Regions from separate parts of the Homo sapiens genome. Here region 2 is linked to region 1. The links are chromatin contacts, found by Hi-C or POLR2A ChIA-PET in ENCODE. All regions are on one chromosome and are shown on one strand. Each heading gives the region's core, a stretch centred on a gene start or an enhancer-like site at or near the end of the contact. The rest is flanking DNA. Distances are from core to core; before and after follow the strand shown.

Region 1 (2,699 bases), core at 129-2,628:
AAGGAAATGAAAGTCTAGAAGGGCTGAAGTGTGTGGAGTGAGTAAGGAGGCTGGAAACTAGACAGAGACCAGGCCATGCAGAGCCTTGTCAGCTGACAGAGGGAATTTGCTTCTTCATCTAAGAGCGAAAGGTTTAAACACTGAATAGTTTAAACAGCAGGGGGCTGAGCATTGGAGGTAGTGATATGATCAGAATTGCATTTTGAAAAGGTCACTTAGGCTTCAGCACGAATAAGGAAGGGAGGGGGTCTAAAGGAGGCAAAGAGACCAATTAGTGGCATGTTGCAACCACCTAGGCTTGGACTATGAAGGTGGTGTTAGAGACTGAGCATTGTAGAGTTTTGAGAGAAAGTTTTCAAGCAGCACCACAGATTAGTGGCAAAAGCAGGACTAGTACCCATCCCCAGCCTTTATCCCTTCCTGAAGCCATTGGCCTCCTTCTGGTATGTCCAGTGGGCCAACATCAGGAGGGGTTCTCAGGCCTCCTCCAGAAGTATCCCCTGCTCTCTGCACACACAGGTGCCCATGTTCTGTACTGTGTTCCCTTTGGGATGCCCCTATGCATCTTCCAAGCTGGAAGGCCCTGGCTGGATACCATCTAGGAGGTGGGTTCCTCTCACAGCCTCAGGTGCTTTGCATTCTGGGAATCGTAGTTCTAGAGCAGGAAGGCTGGGCCTGCTCCTGACTGGGTCTGGCAGGCAGCCTGGTTGCCATGGCAGCAGCTGGGCTGGAGCCACCGAACCATTTCATCCACAGCTCTGCTGGCTCTGAGAGCCTCCCAGCAAGAAAGCTTGGGCTCAGGGGAGGAGGGGGAGGGAGGAGAGGGAGAGAAAAGAAGGGAGGGAGGGGAGGACCTCCCGGGCCTCATCCTGCTCTGGGGCTTGTGGACTGAGTCGGAGAGAAGTCACCAGGTCATCCGCAGAGCAGGACTCCTTGACCACTGGGAGTCAGCTCTGCTGCTCTGTTCTTGTCAGTCAGTCAGACCCTGTAGGTTCAGTTCTGTGTATGCAGAAGCCTGCACCAGACACAGAGAAAGGAGGGAGCAGCCTTCATCCCCAGGGGAACTCGGAGCCTGCCTAGAAAGGCAAGAAAAGTCCGAAAGAATGACAGAGCCAGGGAAAGTCTGGTCCATTTTCCCCCCCTAAATGTTCCTGGAATCCATTCCCTTTTCTCTGCCCCTTGGCCACCATCCTGGTTTGTTCCATCTCCCCTGGATAAGGCTTTCTAAAACACACCCCTGCTTAAAATTCTTCAATGGCTCCCCTTTGCCCACGACTGGATCCAATCCAAATTCTCTAGTAGGACCATTCATAGCCTTTCAAATACTGGCCTGAGGCTCCCCATCTAGTGTCTCCTCATGCCTTCCCCTCAGCTCCAGCCACACAGAAATCCCCTAGTTCCTCTTTCATAACCCCCACCTTTGCACATGCTCACCTCTGCCTGAAGTGCCCTTCCCTCCCTCTGCCAACCTCGGAGCCGACCAAACACAGCTGAAACACCTCCTCCTCAGCGAAGTCTTCCAAAATCCTCTCCACCAGAGGAAGAATTAATGGCCTGGTGCTGTGAGCTCCCAGAGCACTTTGTACATCCCTCTCAAGCACTTATCACCCATGTTGTGATTATTGTCTCTGTAGCTGCCTCTCCCCCCGTTCTCTCCTGCATCTGAGCTGTCTTTGGGTCTCCAGTGCCCAGCACAGTATCTGACACAAGGTAGGTACTCAATAAATGGTGAATGGGATGGAGTTCACTGAAGGAAGGCTATTTGGGTCTTCATCACTCACTCTCCCTCCCTGTGTTCGGCTGCTGTTCCTGGGCCCCTTCCCTCCCCTGCTCCTCCCTTGGGTACCTGCATACCTCAAACATTGCAGCTGATGGGCAGACCTTATCGAGCGGTGCCTTCTATTCTGGGCAGGGTGGCATGGGGACCTGCACGTGGAGGCTGCAAGCCTCTTCATGTCACTGGGAACTCACATCAAGTCATACCAGTGTCCCTAGAGAGGAGGTACCTGTGCTTTCAATGGAGCCATGATTTATGGATCCAACTCCAGGAGCTGAAGAAACCAATTAGGCTTCCTTGCTTCTCTATCTGGAGGCAGGATAATTCTAGGAACGTTCTTCCTCCAGGGCAGAGGCTCCATCTGCTTGGACCTAATCCCTGAGGTTTGCCCATCCAGCCTTTTACCCACCTTTATCGCCTACTCCTTGGTCAGTAGCTCCAAACCTCCTGGGCCGGCTTTCCCTGCATAAAAATCGTGCCTCTAACACTTGAAATGTGGGAAGTGAGAGCCAGATTTCCATTCTTTCCTAAATCTCATTTCCTCATTATAATAATAGGATAAAAGTCCTTGTCTACCTAGGTTGCTCATTCATTTATGAATGTATGTATCATTCATTCACTCACATATTCCCTTCCATGAAGATTTAATAGACATCTACTGTGGGCTAGGTGCTGGATTAATCACTAAGGATGCAGACATGAACCAGAAAACATGGCCCCTATCCTCAGGGAGCAGCTTACAGTCTATGGGGAATATCAACCTCAAAGTGCTTTGAGGTAAAAGTACAGACTATTAAGGACAGGCTTGGCCTGATCTTGAACCTCCATATTTATTTACTCAATAAATATTTACTGTGCACCTATGATATGGCAGGCATGGGAGATAAGGATGGAACCAACTCCCCTCACTGAACTCCTTTTC
Region 2 (2,699 bases), core at 80-2,579, 190 kb after region 1:
CTTTGGCCCAGGAGGCAGTGATGCTCATGGTTGCATGACTTTATGAGTCGCTGGGCCAGGGTGAGGACCTGGGCCTCCTGACTCCTGGCCCAGAGTTCTTGTCCATCAGTTCATACTGCAATTTTATGTGAAAGCATTATGACTGTCCTACCCATGGGAGAGTAAATGTAGATTGAATGCTAGGAGTCTTAAAGCTGGAGAGTATAGATTTTGAGGTCCCCATTTGGGAAACATGTGCCAGAAATGTCTAGGTGTTTAATAAAACAGATATTGGATTATCTCATCACTCTTGCCCTTGAGTATTATGGGAAGAGCCAGGGAGACGGGCAGGGGGAGCTGAAAGCTGAGGCTCCGTCCTCATCTCTAAACTCTCCACTAACCAATTTAAAGGATCTTAAAAGCTTCTCCAGGAGAGAGACTTAGGAAAAAAAAAGATTTCTGAGTCAGTGCTAATGAGTCCAGTTACTGAATTTGTGAATAGCTATTCCCTGGCTTCTGGATGTTAGCCCAAGTTGAATAGCATAGATGTGGTTGAGAGTGGGGTCTGGGAGGGATAGAGAGCCCACCGCCCACCCCCCACAATCCCATGACTGAGTGGAGACCAACCAGCCTGGCCAATTCAAAGGCAAGAAGATTTGAGGGGGGAAAGTTGTCCACGTTTCCCTCTCTGCTTCCCACCCCATCTCTCTCAACTTCTTAGTGGTCCTGCCATACTTTCCTAGCACCTCTCTTTCACCCGGGGAGCCCAAGCGTCCTCTAGCTCCATCTCCTCGCCTGCTCCCTGCCTCCTTTTCAGGGCTGCCCTGCACACTGGCTCACCACTGTTGGACCCTGCACATGGCCACCTTCCACAGATGGCACTCCTTGGGAGCAGGGTCCTTGTCTTTGTATTCCAGTGTCCCCAGCACTGAGTGCAAGGCCCCATGCAGGGTAGGAAACCTGAGGTTTCAAGCTCAGGGTTTTAAGCTGTGCAGTGCACTAAGCTCTCTGCCAAAAAACAAACAAAAAAAGGTTTCTGTGGTTAAATAAGTTTGGGAAATGCTGCACCAGACGTCCCCTTTTTATAGATTCACAATACACATCAGCATATTTGAGGTTCCAAGAAGTCCTCCAGTAAAGAACTTGGTTAACCCAATGTTTTCTCTCACTGAATTGAGCCCAGAGCCCGTTTCCCTACAGATTGCTTTTGAGCCTTCCTGGGGCACCCTCTGCGTGAAATGTCACCGTGTGCCCTCCCTGTGGAGCCCCACTCCCCAGCCTCCTCCCCTCTGTGGTCATTTTGGATTTTCTGACTACTTCCTTCTAGCCATAGCTGGGGCCGAGGGCTGGTTCACAGTCTGGCCACTGGGCGTCCTGTGGTGAAGGCCAGATGCAGCCCTCCCTGAGTGGCTCTCCCTCCCACTCAGTCACTACTGAGCTAAGTACTGATTCAATTTGGGGTGCCAAAGGTTGGGGGTAGGATATTTTTAAGCTCTCCAATTTAAAAAGGAAGGGCCTCTCCTGTGGAAAGGGAAGGATGGCAGAGTCGTGAGAAAGGTGTTGTCAAGGGACCAAAAATCCTTGGCTGTTCAGTCACTGCGGTCTTGATCCAGCCCCAGGGGGATGGGCTTCACTGGCAGAGCTGGGTACTGCTGTGCTTTTGCCATTAAAATTCTGTTATTAATGACTCATCATCAGTGCCCCAGAGGAAGTGTGAGAGGACGAGAGGGAGGTGGCTCCCATCAGCAGGGCCAGCCTGGGTCAGGATGCTGGGTTAAAGCCCGGCGCCCTCACCAATGAGACCTTTGTGGGAAGCTCTACTGCCTCAGTTTCCCTATCCGGAGATGCTGTTTTCAGGGAGTCCTGACACTATGATGGGAACAAGGCTATTTGGTTTACTATATCATTAGTGCTAATATAGTGTGGGGCACTCAGATGTTCAGTAAATATACATTCAACAAATAAGTGAGTGATTATACTCAACTCCCCCCACCCAATGCCCAGCACCAAGCCTACCCAGCACATAGTAGGTACTTTAAGTAATTTGAATGAATAATTTTAAATAACTTGAATGAATAATTCTGTATTGCCCCCCACTCGCCGCCTATACACACGCACACACGCACACACACACACACGGTTTCCTGTGCTACTTCTGGCACTTAGTAATTATTCAATAAACACAAAATGTTTGTTGCATGAGTGTTTCTGATCATGTCCTACTCCTCCCACGTTGTACCCAAAATTTAGTAGGAGCTAGAAAATGCTTATCTATTTTCTAGGTACACACTATGTGCCAGGCCAAGCCTCTCCTTCCTCCTGTCCTCTCTTTTTTGGGATTTGGTTCTCTCCAGAGTTTCAAAGGTAGTGGTTGCCACATCACTCTTATTTCAGCCAGAGAAGAGGCAGCGTCAGTGAGCTGCCAAACTGAAGTTGGGTGACAGACAAGGCAGCTGCCTGTCAATCTCTGAGCTGCCTCCAGGCTCTGAGTGAGCACTGCATTGCACTCCTGGTGCTGGAGAACGGCTGACTATTGATTTAAAAAATGTCCCTCTATGCTTTCCAAATTAGGACGACATGTAACAGTGCTTGCTGGCTCGCCTGCTCCCTCAGTCTCCCAGGGGACAGAGCCCATCTTGGTGGAAACTGTTTTGAGCGTGTCCAAAGTCTCAGCTTTGACATCTTGGCTGATGTCAAGAAATTTCTGTAACCTTCCTGTT

What was found. A loop is a pair of places that touch in the nucleus more often than their neighbours do. ChIA-PET counts read pairs that join two places held with the same protein, here RNA polymerase II (POLR2A).
Region 2: POLR2A ChIA-PET joins it to region 1 with 12 read pairs in activated B cell. The contact joins two enhancer-like sites. A Hi-C loop is called at or near these places in 1 of 168 maps with a recorded cell type or tissue (chondrocyte). POLR2A ChIA-PET finds 5 or more read pairs at or near these places in 2 of 52 experiments (HEK293 and activated B cell).

What each region holds. Positions count from the first base shown.
Region 1 is chr5:141,746,618-141,749,316 of GRCh38, forward strand. No RefSeq gene overlaps it. Among named protein-coding and RNA genes, the nearest start is that of ARAP3, 66 kb to the left of the region's middle. Within about 2 kb of position 1,379, at least 2 of the 41 ENCODE cell types and tissues checked have a DNase peak (open chromatin) inside an H3K27ac peak, as active enhancers do.
Region 2 is chr5:141,939,870-141,942,568 of GRCh38, forward strand. DELE1 (DAP3 binding cell death enhancer 1) reads left to right here. Exons shown (of 12, transcript NM_014773.5): 12 at 1-2,178. Among named protein-coding and RNA genes, the nearest start is that of PCDH12, 17 kb to the right of the region's middle. Within about 2 kb of position 1,330, at least 9 of the 41 ENCODE cell types and tissues checked have a DNase peak (open chromatin) inside an H3K27ac peak, as active enhancers do.